Linked DNA regions of Homo sapiens: region 1 is linked to region 2. Evidence: chromatin contacts called from ENCODE Hi-C or POLR2A ChIA-PET data. All regions are on one chromosome and are shown on one strand. The core of a region is the stretch at or near the end of the contact, and the rest is flanking DNA. Distances in the headings are between cores, read along the strand shown.

The links. Hi-C counts contacts between places; a loop is a spot of excess contacts on that map. ChIA-PET counts read pairs that join two places held with the same protein, here RNA polymerase II (POLR2A). Pooled maps may share reads with other maps.
Region 1: a map of B cell shows a loop between it and region 2 (17-fold over the local background). The contact joins the promoter of TRPM7 here to the promoter of USP8 in region 2. A Hi-C loop is called at or near these places in 8 of 168 maps with a recorded cell type or tissue (B cell, CD4-positive, alpha-beta T cell, CD4-positive, alpha-beta memory T cell and 3 more), 3 of 37 single-sample maps with no recorded cell type and 20 of 50 pooled maps. POLR2A ChIA-PET finds 5 or more read pairs at or near these places in 4 of 52 experiments (activated CD4-positive, alpha-beta T cell, activated T-cell and activated naive CD8-positive, alpha-beta T cell).

The regions. Positions count from the first base shown.
Region 1 is chr15:50,684,705-50,689,243 of GRCh38, forward strand. TRPM7 (transient receptor potential cation channel subfamily M member 7) reads right to left here and starts at 2,093. Exons shown (of 39, transcript NM_017672.6): 1 at 1,827-2,093. The coding sequence starts at 1,829. It overlaps LOC128092252, which reads right to left and starts at 2,013. Exons shown (of 4, transcript NM_001414947.1): 1 at 1,827-2,013. The coding sequence starts at 2,013. It also overlaps the pseudogene RN7SL354P. RefSeq lists enhancers at 1,181-2,045, 1,575-1,994, 2,305-2,484 and a silencer at 2,045-2,214.
Region 2 is chr15:50,422,427-50,427,233 of GRCh38, forward strand. It overlaps USP8 (ubiquitin specific peptidase 8), which reads left to right and starts at 1,979. Exons shown (of 20, transcript NM_005154.5): 1 at 1,979-2,088. RefSeq lists enhancers at 802-1,798, 1,837-2,226 and a silencer at 1,677-1,726.

The sequences.
Region 1 (4,539 bases), core at 843-3,342, 260 kb after region 2:
ATGCATTCAACAAAATCCAAACTGATGGAAATTCTACAAGGCAAATGATGGGTTTCTTTCAACAAATAAATGGTAAAAGACACCCCCACACCCCAAGAGAGAAGGTACTAGAGACTGAAAGAGTTACCGACCAAATGCTATGTGCAGAATTCTTTGTAACCTGATTCTAACAAATCAACTGACTAAAACATGAGACAATCAGGGAAATATGCTGAATATTTAATGATACTAAGCAATTATTAATTTTTAGGCATGATAATAATATTGTGGTTATGTTAAAAAGTCCTTGTCTTTTTAGACATAAACACAATAAAGTATCCATAAATGACATTTGTCTGGGATTTGCTTTAAAATTATCCCATTGAGGAATGATAGAAGAAATAAAATTCACATGGTTGAAGCTGTTGAAACTGGCCAATGGGTATATGGTAGTTCATTCTACAATGTATCTTTGCAAGTTTGAAATCTCCCATGTTGGCCTGGCGCGGTGGCTCACGCCTGTAATCCCAGGACTTTGGGGGGCTGAGGCGGGCGGATCACCTGAGGTCAGGAATTAAGAGACGAGCCTGCCAAACATGGTGAAACCCCGTCTCTACTAAAAATGCAAAAATTAGCCGGGCATGGTGGCTACAGTCCCAGCTACTCGGGAGCCTGAGGCAGGAGAATCGCCTGAATCCCGGAGGCGGATGTTGCAGTGAGCGGAGATCGCGCCACTTCACTCCAGCCTGGGCGACAGAGTGAGACCCTGTCTCAAAACAAACAAACAAAAAAGAATAAGGTGGAAAATAGTGAAAGACACATTATTTATTCAAAGTATTACTACATTTGTGTTATAAGTAAAACTCTTATTTTAGTTTTGTATGGCACTTGAATTAGCGTCCAGTGAAAAGCAAACTTGCCAGACTCCAGCAGAGGGAGAGTTGTTTGCATAAAGCCTATCAAATTCAAGTACTGACCAAAAATACCTACTTTGCTCTTCATGTCCCTGATGTAAATGACTTTCTTAAGAAATCTTCAAAATTGGTTCCTGATATCCAAAAATAAAAAGCTCTATCGGAAGCTGCAATGCACCGCCTCCCTCTCTCCATTCCGCACCTTTCGGTTTAAAACACGATCAACTGTTCTCTGGGGCAAGGGATGCGGTAGTTCGACTTAAATCCTGACTGACAGTACATTGTCTTGGTCCCCACAGAAGCCTCCCCCCACCCACCAAAATCCTTAATTCTTGCTAAAGAAAAAAGATCTACCATCAATATTGTCAAATCCCTCCCTTTTGGTTCCAAAAAGGAAATGTACCTGTAGAGTATCCGCTGCACAGCAAACAAGGCACTGCTCCAAACCCGTGTCCTCTACCCCCTTTTTGCACCCTTCTAGCCCTCCCTCCCTTTTTTCCATGTAAAACTTGAGCAGAGCATTTGGTTCCCTTATCTGCCAGCAACTGGCGCCAGGAGGACCGTGCTCCCAGGAGATGCGGAGCTTGTAGGCTGAGCCCTGCGTCGGGCGCGCTGAGGCCGCTCAGCTGAGCCCAGCCAGGTAGTCCCGGGCTCGCGCCTCTGCCGCCTGGAGAGGCCCTCGCTGGGAGCCGAGTCTCGGCTCAGGGGATTCCCGCGAAGAGGTGTCGCCTCTAACTTGCTACCTGCTCCCGCCCCTCACCCCAGAACGAACTGCACACCCGTCCCGAGAGGACAAATCCGGAAGCCTCAAGGCAATTCGAGGGTCCTTCGCCGCATGGAACGCGGCTCCCCACACACTTGCCTGCCAAGTCTCTCCTTTACCGCCCGCAACCCCAGAACCATTCCCCGCCCGGGCCTGCGTGGGTCCAGTACCATTCTCCTCACGGGGCGGACTCCGGAAGGGCAGCAACTCCACCTCCTCCTCCTCCGCGGCCTGTAGCCATCTATCGGGAAGCGTCTCCGGAGGCGGCAGCAGAGGCCGCCGGACAAGGAACGCCCAGGGAAACCTTCTCAGAACTAACTCAGCTCCGGCGCTAGCAGCAGAAGCCGAGTCTTTCATAATTGTGCGACCAACTCCTCCGGGTGACTGGCCACAGGGACGCGCCCGCGCCCGCCTCCGCCGGCGACGGGGCTGGGGACGGACCACGTGAGCGGCGCGGCGCGGCGCGTGCGTCGCCGCCCGCGGGTCGGGTCACGTGAAGGGCGCGCGCTCCCTCGATTCCAGGCCGCCTCCCTGCGCGCCGCGCGCACGCGCTGGGCAGGTTCGCGCCGCCACGCCGACCGCCTCTGGGTTCCCAGAAAGTGGTGGGGTGTTCACGCCGTATCTCCGTTGGGTACCTAGGCGGGACTTAGACAAACTTCAGCCTCAGCTACGAGAGTGGAACTTGGGGAATCGGAGGTTGAGGGTTAAGGTTCAAGGCTTGCGGATCCAGTCTGGAGTTGCTGTGTGGGCTCATTCCGCTAACTAGGCCTGGCCTGTGCCGACTCGCTCCAGCAAACTCGAGTGTCGCAACACACTCTGTGTGCTTCAGAGCGAGTAGAGGCTTTAAATGTTACTCTCTCCTCGTCCAAAATGCAGAATCATCTTTTTACCCCAATCATGTTCTTTCTCTAGCCTCTCCTGTTGCTGCCGGTAAATATTCTTCTTTGTTTAACTATGGGACTGTCTTTTTCCCTCCAGAGATACTCACCCACATACACGCATACACCACACCTTCTGCACCAAAAACTGGGTTGTTCCCTTGATGTAATATGTACCTATCCACCTTTCCATTTATTTTGCTGTCACACATGCCAAGGTTTGGCTATTAGCAATGGTTTACTAAATGTTATTCCTTATCTACTGGGAAGACCACAATCAGTTTAATTTTCTTAAAACTGCTTTAACATCTTTCTGCTCCTGAAGTCTTCGAGAGTTCCTCAATCTGACCCTCAGGGATCTGACTGTCTTATCTCTTTTTTAAAAACGACTTTATTTTAAAATAATTGACATGACAAACTGCACGTATTTAAATGTCCAATTTGATAAGTTTTGACATACCTGTGCACCCATGAAATCACCATAATCAAATGAACGTATTCACCTCTAAGTTTCCTCCCCCCCCTTCATAATCCCTTCATCTCGTCCCTCTCCATCACGTCCCTTATCAACTACAGATCTACTTTCAGTACAGATAAGTTTGCACATGCTAAAGTTTTATATACGGGAATCATACAGCACGCACCTTTTTTTTCCGTCTAACTTCTTTCATTCAGCATAATTATTGCCTCTCAAACATTATGACCCACAATTCACTGAAGTAGGATCTTCTCTCAGAAAAAAAACTAATCCACCCACTGGTTCCCCCAGCTTGTGAACAATCTTCAGGTATTGTGTATTTCTTCCCCATCTGGCAGGTCCAGCAGAACCAAGACTTAAAAATGTTTTAATATATGTGTCACACTAAATTGTCAGCCTTGGGGAAGGCATCTTGACTAATTTATGCATGCAGTCAATAAATGTTTATCTTCTGGATTTCAGTTGGGCCTACACATTTCCTGCCTGTAGGGAGTTTATAATCTAGAAGGTAGAGGCAGACAAACTGGAAAATCAAAATAAAATGAGATTAGAGTGCTTTGTTTCGTTAGAACTTTGTAACTCTGGTCTTTTTGTACTCACGAATGCTTCGCTCCTTAGTTGGATGGTGTAGAAATGAAACAAGATGAGCTCCTTGGCACTTGCCAGAACTCTTTGGTAAATTGGAAAATTTAGAGTTAGAAATGGGGAACAGGATTGGGTGGGCGCGGTGGCTCATGCTTGTAATCCCAGCACTTTGGGAGGCCGAGGCGGGTGGATCACCTGAGGTCAGGAGTTCTAGACCAGCCTGGCCAACACGGTGAAACCCCGTCTCTACTAAAAATACAAAAATTAGCTGGGCATGGTGGCAGGCGCCTGTAATCACAGCTACTCGGGGGGCCGAGGCAGAAGAATCGCTTGAACCCAGGAGGCAGAGGTTGCAGTGAGCCGAGATCGCGCCATCTCACTCCAGCCTGGGGGACAAGAGCAGGACTTCGTCTCAAAAAAAAAAAAAAAAAAAGAAAAAGAAAAGAAATGGGGAACAGGATTTATCCTTAATTGAACTAATCAAAATAAATTCCTTAATTTTCAAGTGATCAACCAGCCTTGAAATTCACAGATGCTGACTTTCAATCAGCAATCAATTCTGGAGAATGAATTTATTCATTCAAAAAATATGTATTGAGTCAGGCACAGTGGCCCATGTCTGTATTCCCAGCTACTCCAGAGGTTGAGGCAGAAGGCTCATGTGAGCCCAGTTCTGGGCTGTAGTGTGCTATGCGGATTGGGTGGCTGTGCTAAGTTCAGCATCAACGTAGTGACTTCCTGGGAGCAAGGGACCACCAGATTGCCTAAGGAGGGGTGAATCAACCCAGGACAGAAATTGAGCAGGTCAGAATTCCTGCTGATCAGTAGTTGGATAGTGCCTGTGTATAGCCACCGCACTCAAGCCTGGACTACGTAGCAAGACCACGTCTCTTAAAAAAATATCACGCCAGTAATCCCAGCACTTTGGGAGGCCGAGGCGGG
Region 2 (4,807 bases), core at 729-3,228:
CTCCTGACCTCGTGATCCGTCCGCCTTGGCCTCCCAAAGTGCTGGGATTACAGGCATGAACCACCGCGCCTGGCCACATTTTGGACTTTCAGTCATGTTTTCTTTCCCCAATGAAATAGAAAAGTTTTATTTCAAAGAGGAAAAGGGTGCAACAGCTGCAACATACATAAAACCTATTTAGTTTTACTTGGGAGTGGGAATCAGGAAACCTGGGTTCTGTTTTTGACTTAGTTTGGATAAAGAAGGGTAGTTAAGCTGTCCTTATGTCTCTTACCAAATGGAGAAAATACTGCTGTAGTTCACAGCAATTTGGGGAGTTTTAGATTCTATGGAAAATGGAAATCCTATTTGTAACTTAGATTTTTTCTTTGGAGAAGGAGTCTCGCTCTGTTGCCCAGGCTGGAGTGCAGTGGCACGATCTCGGCTCACTGCAACCTCCACCTTCCAGGTTCAAGCGATTCACTGACTCAGCCTCCTCAGTAGCTGGGATTACAGGCACGCGCCACCATGCCCAGCTAATGTTTGTATTTTTAGTAGAGACCAGGTTTTGCCATTTTGGCCAGGCTGGTCTCAAACTCCTGACCTCAAGTGATCTGCCCACCTTGGCCTCCCAAAGTGCTGGGATTACAGGCGTGAGCTACCGCTCCCGGTCTAATTTTTAAATTTTTGTTTTGTAGAGATGAGGGTCTCCCTTTGTTGCTCAAGCTGGTCTCTGTCTCTTGGGATCAAGGGATCCTCCTGCCTCAGCCTCCCAAAGTGCTGGGATTACAGGCCTGGGCCACTGCAACCTGGCCTTCATCACAAATTCATTGAACACACTTTCTTTATTTTATCCTTTTTTATTTTTAAAAATTTTTATTTCAGTAGTTTTGGAGGAACAGGTTGCATGGAAAAGTTCTTTAGTGGTCATTTCTGAGATTTTGGTGCACCCATCACCCGAGCAGTGTACACTGTACCATGTGGCACACACTTTCACTTAAAGCATTTACTAGACCTCGCTAGCCAGATTTCCCATCCCTGAGACACCTGGAATGTTCCTGAGGACTTAGTGACTACTGCCTAAAGCTCCACCCAAGTCAATTTTATGTTTACAGGCAACCGGAGCATCCAATCACCTTTCTCTAAGAGAGTACAAAGATCAGCTCGCGAGAAAGTTCAGACGTCTCATTTCGTTTCTATTACACGGGGCCTTCGCCCAACCAGACGGAGTCTTGCTCTGCTGCCCAGGCTGGAGTGCAGTAGCGCGATCTCGGCTCATTGCAACCTTCGCTCCCCGGGTTTAAGCAATTCTCCTGCCTCAGCCACTGGAGTAGCTAGGATTACAGGCGCACGCCACCACGCCAAGCTAATTTTTTGTATTCTTAATAGAGACGGGGGTTTCACCATGTTGGCCAGGCTGGTCTCGAACTCCTGACCTCATCATTTGCCCGCCTCGGCCTCCCAAAGCGCTGGGATTACAGGCGTGAGCCACCGTGCCCAGCCTCGCCGGGGCCTTTTAAGTGACGTTAAAAATTGTACATAAAATATGTTTTAGGATAATACTTGTTTTTCTTTGACCAAAGGCTTGGCTTCAGAGAATGTTTAGCCAGAAATAGAGGGGCGTTAAATCCCCTTTTTTCTAATTTCCAATCTGAGGAGGAAAATAACGTAGTAAAGGGACGCAAGAGCAACCTTGCTTCTTCCACAACAAGGCCCAGGCGCCGCCTTGCAACCCGGAAATGCAGGGTGCAGTGCGGGGGGTAAGGGACCGGCCAACTATGTTGACCCGACTCAGAGAAACCCCGCCCTTGCCGCCACCGCCCACCCATAACGTCCTCCTCGACCCTCCCTCGACCATCCCTCGCCCCGCGGCCCTCACCGAAAAGGGGAGGGCGGTGGAAGAGAGAGGAGTCAAGGGAGCGCACGCGAAGCCCCGCCCCTGCCGTGACGTCTGGAGACGCGACGCGTCGCCTCGCAATGCAAATCGGGAAAAGGGGGTGAGCTGGGCTGGCTTCCGTCCTGGTAGCCAAGGCTAATTCTCCCTCGAGTTCTTGGGAGATGGGCATTTGGCGAGAAGGCTGGCGTTAGTGAAGCGCGCCCGGCGTCACGGTGAGTGCGGGTCTTGGGCCCTAGCACCTGTTCTCTGGGAAGTCGTCCGCTGTGAACGATGAACGCCTTTCCTTCCACCAGCTGCTGGTTACCCCGGAGACAAGCTCTGTCCGCGGAGAGGAGTGGGACAACTCCTAAAGGTAGAATCAGCTTGTGGAGAGGAAAGGCCCAACCTTGAGTCTTTTACGCCATCTACCTAGGATTGCCAAGCGAGTTTCGTGTGTTTTTTTGGTTTTAAAAGGTGGCTTTGACCAATCTTCCGTTCTCTTGGACACTTATACCCGACTTTGACCTCTTTCCTCTTGCTTCCGGTTTTTTTTTTTTTCTGCAATCTGCCTACAATCCCAGGCCTTACTGTAGCTCCTAAAACTGTTTCCCAGTTTCTCTTCTTCCCCAGTCACACTTGATTTTAGTGAAGTTTGAGTTTAAAGACCCTATAAGCTTGTCAGAGTTAAAACTATGACTTCCTCAAATAGAAGATTTTTTTTTTTTCCCCTAAAAAGTGCCTTCCATCCTAGAGTTGTGGGACAAGTTAATTTCACCGCCACTCCACCTTGGAAATTATCAGAATCCTTACTAGCAGTGATGTGCATTATAAAGCTGCAGACCACCCTCCTGGGTTTATTTCTTGCCTCCAGTTCATTCTGTGACCTTGAACAAGTCACTTAATCACTAACAAAAAATTTACCTGACACGGAGGTGTTGCAGAGCCTAAGGAATTTAGTATTTGTTAAGAGACCTGAGGGTTTCAGATGAAAGGGATTTATATCTAAAGGATGTTACCTTTTCTGAATCTGCAAAGCATCGTTAGTTTTGTAAATATCTTGCTGCAGCCATTAAAAATGCCAAGTGGTATTTGTTAAGGAAGTATTCCTGTTTTAGGCTTGCTCTGCTGCGGCTTTGCTATGTAAGCAGATTTTTGCATTTCAGCCGATTCTGTTTAAGATTCGTTGGTGAATGTCATTCATGATGGATTTGGGTAGTTTCTCCTTACAGCATATCCCTGGACTATTAAGCATATCTGGAAGGTGATATCGGTTGTGTTATGTCTTTATCATGTTGATATGGCTGCTTTGAAATATGTATTCCTTTTCTTGTGACACATTGGATGCATCTTTAATATTAGTGAAGACCCTGTAGTAGTTTAAAAAAAAAATACACCTCTCATTAATGAAATTTTGCACATAGACATCTGTTTTTTTAAGAAAACAATGTATAAGAAAAACTAACAAAAATGTTTTAAAGGTGCCTTTTTTAGCATTTCGTTTTTTAATATATTTACTTGGACTTTAATCTTTATGGGCATTTGTTTATTAATGTGGACGTGGCTGGGCGCAGTGGCTCACATCTGTAATCCTAGCACTTTGGGAGGCGGAGGTGGGCGGATCACTGAGGTCAGGAGTTCGAGATCAGCCTGGCCAACATGGCGAAACCCGGTCTCTACTAAAAATACAAAATTAGCTGGGCGTGGTGGTGCACGCCTGTAGTCCCAGCTACTCTGGAGGCTGAGGCAGGAGAATCGCTTGAACCTGGAAAGCGAAGGTTGCAGTGAGCCGAGATTGCGTCATTGCACTCCAGCCTGGGTGACAAGAGCAAAACTCCGTCTCAAAAAATAAAAAATAAAAAGCGTGGACATAATGGAAAATAATCAAAATGACTTTTGGGTAAGACAGTTGGAAAATAAAGCCAGTACATTAAATTTTTTTCATAAGTCTAGCACTATATTACGAACTTTTCTCCATGAAAATGCACTCATATTTATGGAAGTGAAAGGAAAAAAATGTCTTCAGGTATGTGTTGCTAATAAAATTAGATATAATTAAGGAAACATTTAAAAAATACCTTGTTGTTGTCCCAGTTACCTATTGCTGCATAACAAATCACTCCAAAACATAGTGACTTAAAACTGTAATTTAGTATCTCTCCTGTTTCTCTGGCCTGCCTGGACTTAGCTAAGTGGTTTTCACCTAGAGTTTAATGCGTTTGTATTCAGATAAGCAGCTGAGTTTGGAGTCAACCGAGAGCTCAGCTGGTCTGGACATCCAAAATGGCTAATTCACGTGAAGGCGTTTGATGTTGGCTAGGAGTTCAGCTGGAAATGTCAACTGGAATGCCCACACATAGCCTCTTCACGTGACTTGAACAGTATGGCGGCTAGGTTCCGAGAATACATGTTTGAGGAGTCAGGAAGTAGAAGCTGCCAGTCTCCCAAAAAGCCTGAGCCCAGAAATTCGCACAACATTACTTCCAACATACTCTGTTGGTTAGAGCAAAGACCAGCGTACAACCCTCACCTTTGAAAGGAAAAATGTCAAAGAATTTGTGGCCGTGCTTTGCCTACTATAATTTTGATGACAAAGTTGTATTGGACTCTTGTTTGCATTTATATAGCAGATGAAGAATCAGGTACACTTCCAATTTCCAGTTTCTTTCTTTCTTCTTCTTCTTTTTTTTTTTTTGAGATGGAGTCTTGCTCTGTTGTCAGCCTGGAGTGCAGTGTACGATCTCAGCTCACTGCAACCTCTGCCTCCTGGGTTCACGCCATTCTCCTGCCTCAGCCTCCCGAGTAGCATGTCACCAAGCCCAGCTAATTTTTGTATTTTTAGTAGAGATGGGGTTTCACCATGTTGGCCAGGATGATCTTGATCTCTTGACCTGTGATCCACCTGCCTCAACCTCCGAAAGTGCTGGAATTACAGGCGTGAGCCACCGCGCCTGA